Regions from separate parts of the Mus musculus genome. Here region 1 is linked to region 2. Evidence: chromatin contacts called from ENCODE Hi-C or POLR2A ChIA-PET data. All regions are on one chromosome and are shown on one strand. Each heading gives the region's core, a stretch centred on a gene start or an enhancer-like site at or near the end of the contact. The rest is flanking DNA. Distances are from core to core; before and after follow the strand shown. Region 1 holds the start of Dcaf10 (DDB1 and CUL4 associated factor 10). Region 2 holds the start of Polr1e (polymerase (RNA) I polypeptide E).

The links. Hi-C counts contacts between places; a loop is a spot of excess contacts on that map. ChIA-PET counts read pairs that join two places held with the same protein, here RNA polymerase II (POLR2A).
Region 1: a loop to region 2 is called in a map of left cerebral cortex, with 3 times the contacts of the local background. The contact joins the promoter of Dcaf10 here to the promoter of Polr1e in region 2. A Hi-C loop is called at or near these places in 1 of 37 maps with a recorded cell type or tissue (left cerebral cortex). POLR2A ChIA-PET finds 5 or more read pairs at or near these places in 1 of 5 experiments (Patski).

Annotation. Positions count from the first base shown.
Region 1 is chr4:45,338,496-45,343,354 of GRCm38, forward strand. Dcaf10 (DDB1 and CUL4 associated factor 10) reads left to right here and starts at 3,606. Exons shown (of 7, transcript NM_153167.2): 1 at 3,606-4,232. The coding sequence starts at 3,673. It also overlaps the pseudogene Gm12585.
Region 2 is chr4:45,015,820-45,020,731 of GRCm38, forward strand. It overlaps Polr1e (polymerase (RNA) I polypeptide E), which reads left to right and starts at 2,790. Exons shown (of 12, transcript NM_022811.3): 1 at 2,790-2,973; 2 at 3,455-3,558. The coding sequence starts at 2,853.

The sequences.
Region 1 (4,859 bases), core at 2,356-4,855, 320 kb after region 2:
TAGCCTAGGCAGACTCAAACTCTCAGGGAACCTCCTGCTTCAGTATGAGCCACTACACTTGGATAAATATAAACTATTACTTTCACAAATACTGTGTCTTGTTTGGGCTTCACTGGGGACAGAGGGGTAGCCTGTGAGCTCTGTTACTGTCGCCTGGAAAGCAAGCTCTTCAAGTATGATGCCGTCTCTATTTTTGTTGTTATTATTGTTGTTGTTTTACCGAACGATTGTTTACTGGGGGAAGGTGCATCAGTCCTTCTGGGCCACTGCCTTCCTCATGCCTGCCAGCATGTTGCTCAGCTCCTCCTGCTTTCTCTTGGCACAGATGTGTGCCCACCCTCTTCTTGATGAGCTTGAGTGCACGCTTGACCTTGGACACTGAGCAACTCCATGGCGCGCCACTTGTAGGTCGCAAAGCCCCACATCTCCCAGAGCATGTCCTGCACGAACTTGGTGAGCTTGATGAGGCGCCTGTGGCACCTACTGTGTCTCGGCTTGCTGACATTCACTGTCACGTTATGGCCCACAGCCATGGGGTAGCTCGGGACCATGGCTACTGCTCTTCACTGGCAGCCAGGACAGGAAGGAAATCTTTGTTCTTGGCTGAGAGATTATCCATCCATCTCCCTCCCTCCCTCATTTCATGCATACAGGAGTCCTCAGAGGCTAGAAGAAGGCATTAGATACTCTGGAAATGGAGTTACTGCAGGCGTGGGCCACCATGTGGATTGTGGACACTGAACCCGGGTCCTGTGTAAGAACAGGAAATGCTTTTAAGTATTGAGCCACCCTTACAGCCTGAAAATAAATAGGATTTTTGAAGCTAGGATAAGCAAGAAGACTTTTAAAAATGTGTGTGTGTGTGTGTGCGCGCGCGCGCTTTGTCTGCATGCATGTGTATACTTGGTACCCTTGAGGTTAGAAGAGGGTGTCAGACCCCCTGAAACTGGAATTACAGATGGTTGTGAACTGAATCTAGATCTTCTGCAAGAGCAAGTGCTCTTAACGGAGACATCTCTCTAGTCCTTCAGAAACAATGATACTAAACAGATCGAGAACTAACTTACTGCTCCGAAAGCATAAGAGACTGGCAGGAGAGGCCAGTGTCTATTATCATTCCAGCTGTGTTGCATTAGAAGAAATCAGTTGCATAACAATTAAAAAACACAAAACATCTAGTTATTGGGTAGAGAAAAAAATTGTTCCCCACCTGTTTGATGAACTAGGTCTTGAATGTCCAGAGACATGTGATAATAACTGAGACTTGGGGACAGAGTTCGGAAAACCTTTTTGATTATTTACTTCCTTTGTGACTCAAAAAGACCATAAGGAAAATAAAATTAAAAAATAAATAAATAAATAAAAACAAAACAAAACAAAAGGCCATAAGGCCAAAGACTTCCAATGATGTTTTAAATGTGACTTAATTTTGGTTACTAAAGTTGAAAATTCTTAAGCTTTCTAAATGGTATTAGTATATATAAATGGGTCAATGTAGATTGACTTGAAGTTAATTCCTTATTAACGTGGTTGTGTATAAACTCTCTTTGTCTTTTTTTGTTTGTTAGTTTTGAGACAGGGTTTCTCTGTACAGCCCTGGCTGTCCTGGAACTCACTCTGTAGACCAGGCTGGCTTCAAACTCAGAAATCTGCCTGCCTCTGCCTCCCAAGTGCTGGGATTAAAGGCGTGCGCCACCACCGCCTGCTGTGTACAAACTCTCAAAGGTCCTCTGTCAGTGCTCTTAGCCGCTAAGCCATCTCTCTGGCCCCTAAAGGCAGCATGCCAACAGGAAGAGGCACAGCTGAATTTGAGTGCGATTTTTAGTGCTCTCTCAGGTTTTATTTTTACTGATATTATAGAATCATGGTCTTTTTTTTTTTTAAGTTTGATTTTTATTTATACAAGTACACTGTCGCTGTCTTCAGACACACACCACAAGAGAGCATCAGATCCCATTATAGATGGTTGTGAAGCCACCGTGTGGTTGTTGGGAATTGAACCCTGGTCCTCTGGAAGAGCAGTCAGTGCTCTTAACCTCTGAGCCATCTCTCCAGCCCTAGGGTCATAGTTTTAATGTAATATGCTCTTATTTTAGGTTTCAGTAAAAATATCTGGAATAAATGAATATTCACATATTAAATACAAGCATTTTTAAAACCACATATTACTAACTTACTTATTCTGTGCTATAACCACCATTGCCTTGAGCTTATTCACAATTTAACTTTTTGAGAGTCATTATGACATGAACAGAGAACATGTAAACTTATAAACTCTTGTTTATTCCAATTTTCTTTCCTTAGATTCTCTAAATTGTCAGTGAACATGGTTAGTTTTTTCTTCTTCTTTTCTACGGTACTAGGGGTTGAAGTTAGGGCTTCACACACGTTAGATAAACGTTCCACCGCTGAACCACATCCTCAGCCCAGTGAACAGCTCTTCAATGCCTTTGGGACCTTAGTATGCTTTTCATGGGGAATGCCCTGCACTGTGAAATCTGATTATGTGGAGCCAATTCAGACCGAATGATGATTTCTTGATTTTCTGTCTAAAGTTCAACCATTGAATATCTAAGTCCCTTTCTGCAGACATCTTCCAGGTCTGTCTTCACGGGTTGGCACATCCTCCAGGTTTATATCACAGTCACTAAAACGTAAACTCCCTACAACGCTACAGACCTACAGAATTGGTTGGGGTTTATTTTGTTTTGTTTGTTATCTATCTGCCTTTCCTTTTACCTCGGGCTATCCTTTTTGAGGACTAAACTTCCCTGCACTGGAAACCTCTATTCCCTGTTAATGAGTTCCCTGAAAAGAGGTACTCAGCAGCTGGAGCAGAGAGGAATATCGTCAGGGGCAGCAGGAGCGGAGACAGGGGAATATCATCAGGGGCAGCAGGGGCGGAGACAGGGGAATATCGTCAAGGCCCGGGCAGTGCTTGGCAGATGTAGTATGAGTATGACGGACAGTGGGCTCTGGCTTTGTGGATTTGAATTGATTGATCTCTAGCTCCCCTCATTTACTCCTAGCTGCACGTATGTTCTTTTTGCGGGGAAGAGAAGAAGGCTCTAACCCTGATAAAGATTTCCCTTACTGTGCAGCAACCAAGATTTGGGCAGATATGTATGACATCAATAGATTCCTTTAGTCTAGGCCCTGTACAGTCCAATGCTTTTTAAATTCGACTGCTCTTGAATCTTTATAGAGTTCTAGGCTGAGTAAGTAGGCAGTGTGCCAAGAGCTTTACTGTGTGACCTACATATAATACAGTAATCACCGTCCCCTCCCCCAGCCCCTCTTGCTGCTCCATTTCAGTGTAAGGACAACAGTAGATAATCCGACCCAGTCTGGTAGGACTGGTCCGGCACACAGCCAGCCAGTGCTCCCTGACAGCTGAGGGCCGACTCTCTGCTGGTTGTAGTCGGGTTCTGTGTGCCCTACATTGCACACACAGGGCTCGTGGATCCTGACTTCACAGTCCTCCTAGGTTGTGGCGCACCCGGCGGTGGTGTCCCTGCTTTTACGTCCCCGGCAGAGGGCAGCCTAGCGGCGGCGCGGGTTTCCCAGCCGGCGGCTTTAGGGCGCGACACCCGGAAGTGGCGGCTGGAGCGGGAGCGCTGAGTTGTCGGGCGGCGGGACAGCGGCCCGGAATAGGGGGCGGGGGCGTTGGTCATGTTTCCCTTCGGGCCCCACAGCCCGGGCGGGGACGAGACGGCTGGAGCCGAGGAGCCGCCGCCTCTCGGAGGGCCGGCGGCAGCTTCCAGACCGCCCTCTCCAGCTCCGCGACCGGCGTCTCCGCAGCGAGGAGCTGACGCGGCCTCTCCCCCGCCGGTCGCCGGGAGCCCTCGCCTCCCGGGCGGCCCCGCGGTGTCCCCAGCCGAGCGCGCCGGAGAGTTCGCGGCTCCCGGAGCTCTGGAGTTGTCCGCCGCCACCGCGTCGGCGTCGCAGGCAAAGCTGTCACCCTCCTCCTCGCCGCGCAGACGCTCGAGGCCGGACTGGAGGGCGGGCGGGCGGAGCCGGCAGGGCCTCGGCGCAGGCCTGGGCGGCCCCGGGGCCAGACTGTTCGGGTGGCTGAGAGAGCGAAGCCTCGGTCGCGGGCTGTTCGTGGACCCGGCTCGGGACAATTTCCGCACGATGACTAACCTGTATGGGTCCATCCATCCCGCAGACTCGGTGTACCTCAGCACCCGCACCCACGGTGCTGTCTTCAACCTCGAGTACTCTCCGGACGGGTAAGCTCCTACACCCCAGCGGGCTCCCTCCGCTCAGGCTGGCCGCAGCCGCTGGCCTTCGTGCCCCCCGGTACTTTGTCACCTATGAGCCCTGGCCTGGCCTGTTGGGATAGGCAGGCCCAGTGCTTCCCTTCGGGGTCCTGGAGGCTCGGGGAAAGAGAACTACTTTTAAGCCGTCGCTTCAGGTCAGTCGGAGCCAGTACACAACTAGGGCGTTCTGGTACACCAAAACAAATAGGCTTTAAAGAAATGCTCGTCGTTTTCCTGTGATCCTCAGTTGGCTTTGTTCTGATCTGAATTTATGTGAAAGGTAGAAAACTTGCAGACTCTTTGGACCGTGTGCCAGATCCTGCCACGAAGGAGACAAATGAAGGCTTTAGAAAGACACTAAGACTGCAGAAATCCGCTTCTCAGGGTTTGGGCCATTTTGTGGGATAGACTGCATGCTTAGACTGCTAAGATGATTGCTCTTGGTTTACTTCAAGCCATAGGGAATTTTCAGACTACCCCAGGGAAATTTAGTAGTACTCTGTCTTGTGAGTGCACAAGTTTAACAACAAGTTTAAAATACTGCTTGTGGCTCCACGGTAAGATGACATAATAACATTCTTATCACAATATATCAAG
Region 2 (4,912 bases), core at 1,540-4,039:
AAACACCAGCAGATGGAGATATTGCCCTAGAAAACAGGAAAAGTTTCAGCCCCACCCCCAACTTAAAATTCAAATTTTCCTTTTCTTAAAAACACACTCAAAGAGAATGCAAGATGTTTCTGAATTTCCAAACTAAATTTAAGAAGCAAAGATTCTTATGGTAAAATTTACTTACTTTTGTTTGTTTGGTTTTTTGAGACAGGGTTTCTCTGTATAGCCCTGGCTGTCCTGGAACTCACTTTGTAGACCAGGCTGGCCTCGAACTCAGAAATCCGCCTGCCTTTGCCTCTGCTGGGATCAAAGGCGTGTGCCACCACGCCTGGCTAATTTTACATACTTTTAATAATTCATGCTTTTAATCCCAAAGAAGGCCACTGTAAATTTTTGACTTTAGATTGCTACTTGAAAAAGGTTCCTAACATTCTTTCTGTCCCAATTCAGTTATTATTTAATGTATACATATATGTATGTTGTCCGTGTATTTTTGACGACTGTCAGCTAATTGAGCAACGTTGGGATGCACTACAATTCTGACCCAGCTGGCCCATGGGTAACCCTTCTTTTTCCCAGACAGAATCTCTATCTTTTGCATCCTTGCCTGTGGTAATTCTGGGAATCCTCCTCACTCTCTTACCAGTAAGAAAGCAGCCAGTGCAGAGGACTTCCAGTGACTATGCCATCCTGGCAAAGAGGTGCCCCAAAAGGGAACCACTCTGGTGTAACAGAGCTTCCCAACTTTCAACTATACCCACCTCACATGCTGATTTCCAGATGATCTGATGGATTCAGAAGTGAAAGAAAAGAAAGAAACGTTCTGGCTGGGTGTGATGGTGCATTTATGTAGTCCCAGCACTTTTGGCGGGGGTGGGGGGGTGGGGTGGGGAGATCATAGTCACCCTCAGGCACAGAGTAACCCCAGGTAGTGATGTTGCCATTTCACCATTTCAAGGACCATGGTGCTTTGAATAGCAAAGCCATAGTGTCCCTGTGCTAGAGAGGGGTCGAGACGCCATCACTTGGTTTCTGGGAATTGAACTCAGGACCTCTGCTTGCTCCTCTTGCTGGCCCCGTTTGCTCCAGCCCAAAGAGTTATTTATTACTATAAGGAAGTACACTGTAGCTGTCTTTAGACACACCAGAAGAGGGCATCAGAGCTTATGTGGTTGCTGGGATTTGAACTCAGGACCTTCAGAGGAGCAGTCAGTGCTCTTACCGGTTGAGCCATCTCTCCAGCCCTCTTTGGCACCTCTTAACTTCCATACAAGTGTCCATTTTTATGTAGCCAGTGAACATATACATAGTATCTATTATGTATAAACCCTATGCTAACTTGTTGCAAGAACATTAGTATTTCTGAGGTGCGCTCCCTGACTTAGTTAGGCTCCAAGGATTGATGACCTGGTCTACTCTATTACCTACCCTTTCCTTCATTCGCTCATTTTTAAATTTTATTTTACATTGATTTATTTTGTGTGTGCATGCAGATGTATGCTACCGAGTAAGCTCTCTTCTTCCACCAGGTGGGTCCTAGGAAGACCATCAAACTTGGTAGCAAGTGCCTTTATCCACTGAGCTTTTTCCAGACCTCTCACTCAACATTTGCTGAGGTCCCCCCCCCCCCCACTTTTTTTTTTTACAGGACCTTTCAGGAGTTGGAGGTGCAGAAGTGAAAGAAATGAAATAAACTTTCTTTCTGGCTGGGTGTGATGGTGTGTGTATGTAATCTCAGCACTTGGCAAGAGGATGGGGAGTCACCCTCAGGCACAGAACAAGTGGAGTTTGAAGACAACCTGAGCCCAAAAGGAACAGAGACCTCAGTCCCTTCTTCCTCCTTTCATCCTTGACCACCAGATGAGCAGTTTTGCTTTACCATACATTCCCTCTTGGGACCCAAATAAATTAATAATTTAAAAAGTGAAATGTTTCTAATAGGCTCTACCATTCATTACTAACCTCAAATAAACTGAGTATGGAAAAGATTCTGACAGAAGGGGGGATGACTAATTAGTTAACTAAGTCCTTTTATATTCTTTTTTCCTTTCTGGAAAGAATCAATAGAAAATCACTGGGTAGAGTCAAAGAAAGTGTAACCTTCCAACCAAAGAGTTGTGACAGCTAGAAGCAAAGTATAATTTGTGTGTATGTGTGACAGTTCTCACTTGAACTTGCCTCAAATTCATGGCAGCCCTGCTCTTAAATGCTGGGATTACAAGTGTAAGGCTGCAACACGGTTTCTGACAGGCTCTTTTAGCTGAAAAGGCAGTATCAAGGCCGTTGGGGAAATTGAATACTACAAGATTACATGGTTGAATCACTGTTAGCTCTCTTATTTGGGTGGCTGCATTGAAATTACTCAGGGAGAAACCCTACATTAGTCAGTTTTTTTCTATTACCTTAACAAAATATGTGAGACAAAGCTGGTGGTCTAATCTCCGTGAATTTGAGGCCATTATGTTTCACAGAATGAGTTCCAGACCAACCAGGATTACACACATGGTGATAGCCGGCCTTAAACGACAATAACAACACAAAATGAAGACAGCTCATAAAGAGGAACGGTTTCTTTTATTTTGGTTCACAGTTCTGGAGATTTTGGTGTGACTGGTCCCACAGCTTAGAGCCTGCGGTGAGCAATACAACACAAAAGTGAAGCTGCTCTCCTGGAGGTCCGAGACGAAAGGGGAGTTACTGCATCCTCCTGCAAGGGGGAGGGTGTGATCCTCAAGGGAAAGAACCAAAGAGTGGGCGGGGACGCGATCCAGTGAGGGGCGTGGCCTTACTGCTGGTGTACCCTGGGCGGGGCCTAGAATGTCACTTCCGGTTTTTGAGTCCGCGTGTGAACCGGCGAGCTCATGGCTACTCTGGAGTCTCCTGGGATGGATGACCAGGCTGGAGACACGGAGACAGAGGCGCTACAGAGTGCAAGGTGGCTGTACTGTGGAGAGCCCGACGACAGGCAGAAAGCTGTGCTGGGTAAAGACCGCCGACCCGGAGCGGAGTTCCGCGTAATCCTTTCCGCTTCTGTCTGGGTACCACGGTAGCCCACTGCCTGCAGCCGGGACAGGTTCCCTGCCACCATCACCTTTTCCCTCCGCATTCATCTATCGTCACCACTTCGGACTCGTCTCAGGGCAGTGCCCAGGGACCTGACATCTCCACAGCTCTCTCATTTGCCCTTTTCCCCCCTCTACGGAGCAGAGTTTCCTCTCTTGCCAGTTAATGGCATTTCCTCAGTCGTTCTCTTTTGTCACAACCCCTGCCCAGAGGTCACTTCCCCTCCCCTCCTCCATCTCCCTCTTTAGAACTGGACCAGGGCTTTCTTCATACCCCCCCGCCCCCCGAAAGTCGGACTTAAGCTCCCTTGCCTTCACTACCGGCGTCCAGCCACAGTGCAGGTCTCCCCATCCATACCCTGCTGGTCCTCGCCTCTTATTCTTGGCTTACACTCTTACAGTCCAGTTCTCCAATGGGAAGCTGCAGAATCCGGGCGACATGCGCTTCACCTTGTACAACAGCACCGACTTAGTAAACCCCAGGCAGAGGAGTCACCGGATCGTGGTAAGTGCTTGCTGGTACAGATGGTCTGGGCTCTGCAGACCTCAAAAGGTTCTTGGTGTGGGCAGACATGGGAGACCTGGCCTGGGGGGGAGGAAAGGAGGAGTAGCAAATGAGACTCTGGCCCCACTGAGGAGCAAGATTTTGGGCTTTTCACTTATATGGGCTTTATCTTTCCAGACAGGGTTTCTTCCTGTAGCCCTGGCTATCCTGGAAATTACTATATAGACCTGGCTGGCTTTGAACTCAGAGAATCACCACCTGTCTCTGACTCCGTAGTGCTGGGATTAAAGGTGTGCAGCACCACCCACCCCTGGCTTCATAAGTTGTCCCCCTACATGACCTTATTGAACGTTCACCATGTCCTCATGCCGCAGGCTAAGGAAGCATCTTCATGGGATTTGCACCTCTTAGGGAGGTCACTGTTCAGAGCTCAGCTTCAACCCTATTTTATGTGTATGGGTGTTGTTCATTTTTGTCTATGTACAATGTGTGTGTAGCTAGTGGAAGCCAGAAGTGGGCATTGGATCCCCTAGAACTGGGGTTACAGATGCTTGTGAATCAAATGTGACCCCAGAGTGATGGTTTTTTTGTTTGTTTGTTTGCTTGTTTTTTCAAAGGTTTCTTTGTACAGCTCGGGTTGGCCTTGAACTTAGAGATCTACCTGTCTCTGCCTCCTGAGTGCAGGGATCTGGGATTAAAGGCCTGTGCCACCACCACCCAGCTCCACAGGATGCTTACTAGCATCTCTGGTCTCTCCCGGGTAGATGCCAGGGTTAAGACCGGTCTGCTTTCCAGAGACTCAAATTCACCAAGTAGTACAGGCATACAGTAGAGCTAGCTTGGGGTCTAAGGGAGTGTTTAGGGCCTGGGGAGGGAGCTCTGTAGGAAACAAGTCTCAGCTTGTCTGAATGCCTTCCTGAGAAGGGTGAATGGGAATGAGGGACGATTTGATAGCAGATGTTTGGTGCCCTAGTGAACGAGGGAGAAGAAAAGCTTGGCTGCGATGGGAAGCCAGCCCTCATAGGACGAGCTAACGTCAGAAAGGTCACAAGGCAGTTATGTATAGGATCAGTTAGGTACCTATAAGTGCTAGGAGACCAAGACCTCACTGTATAGTTCGTTGTGCTGCTTATTCAAGAACTGCTATTTTCATCTGTATTCCCACTGCCTTCTGCCCACTGCCCTCCCCCATATCCCCCTCCTGCTGGTCCCTTGCCTCCCTCCCAAATAAGTCGCTCTTTCATGACATACATACTGGGCTGGAGAGGTGCCTCAGCATTAAAGAGCACTTCCAGGGGACCGGGGTTCAATCCCTGAACCCACATGGAGGTAGCAACTGTCTATAATTCTAGTT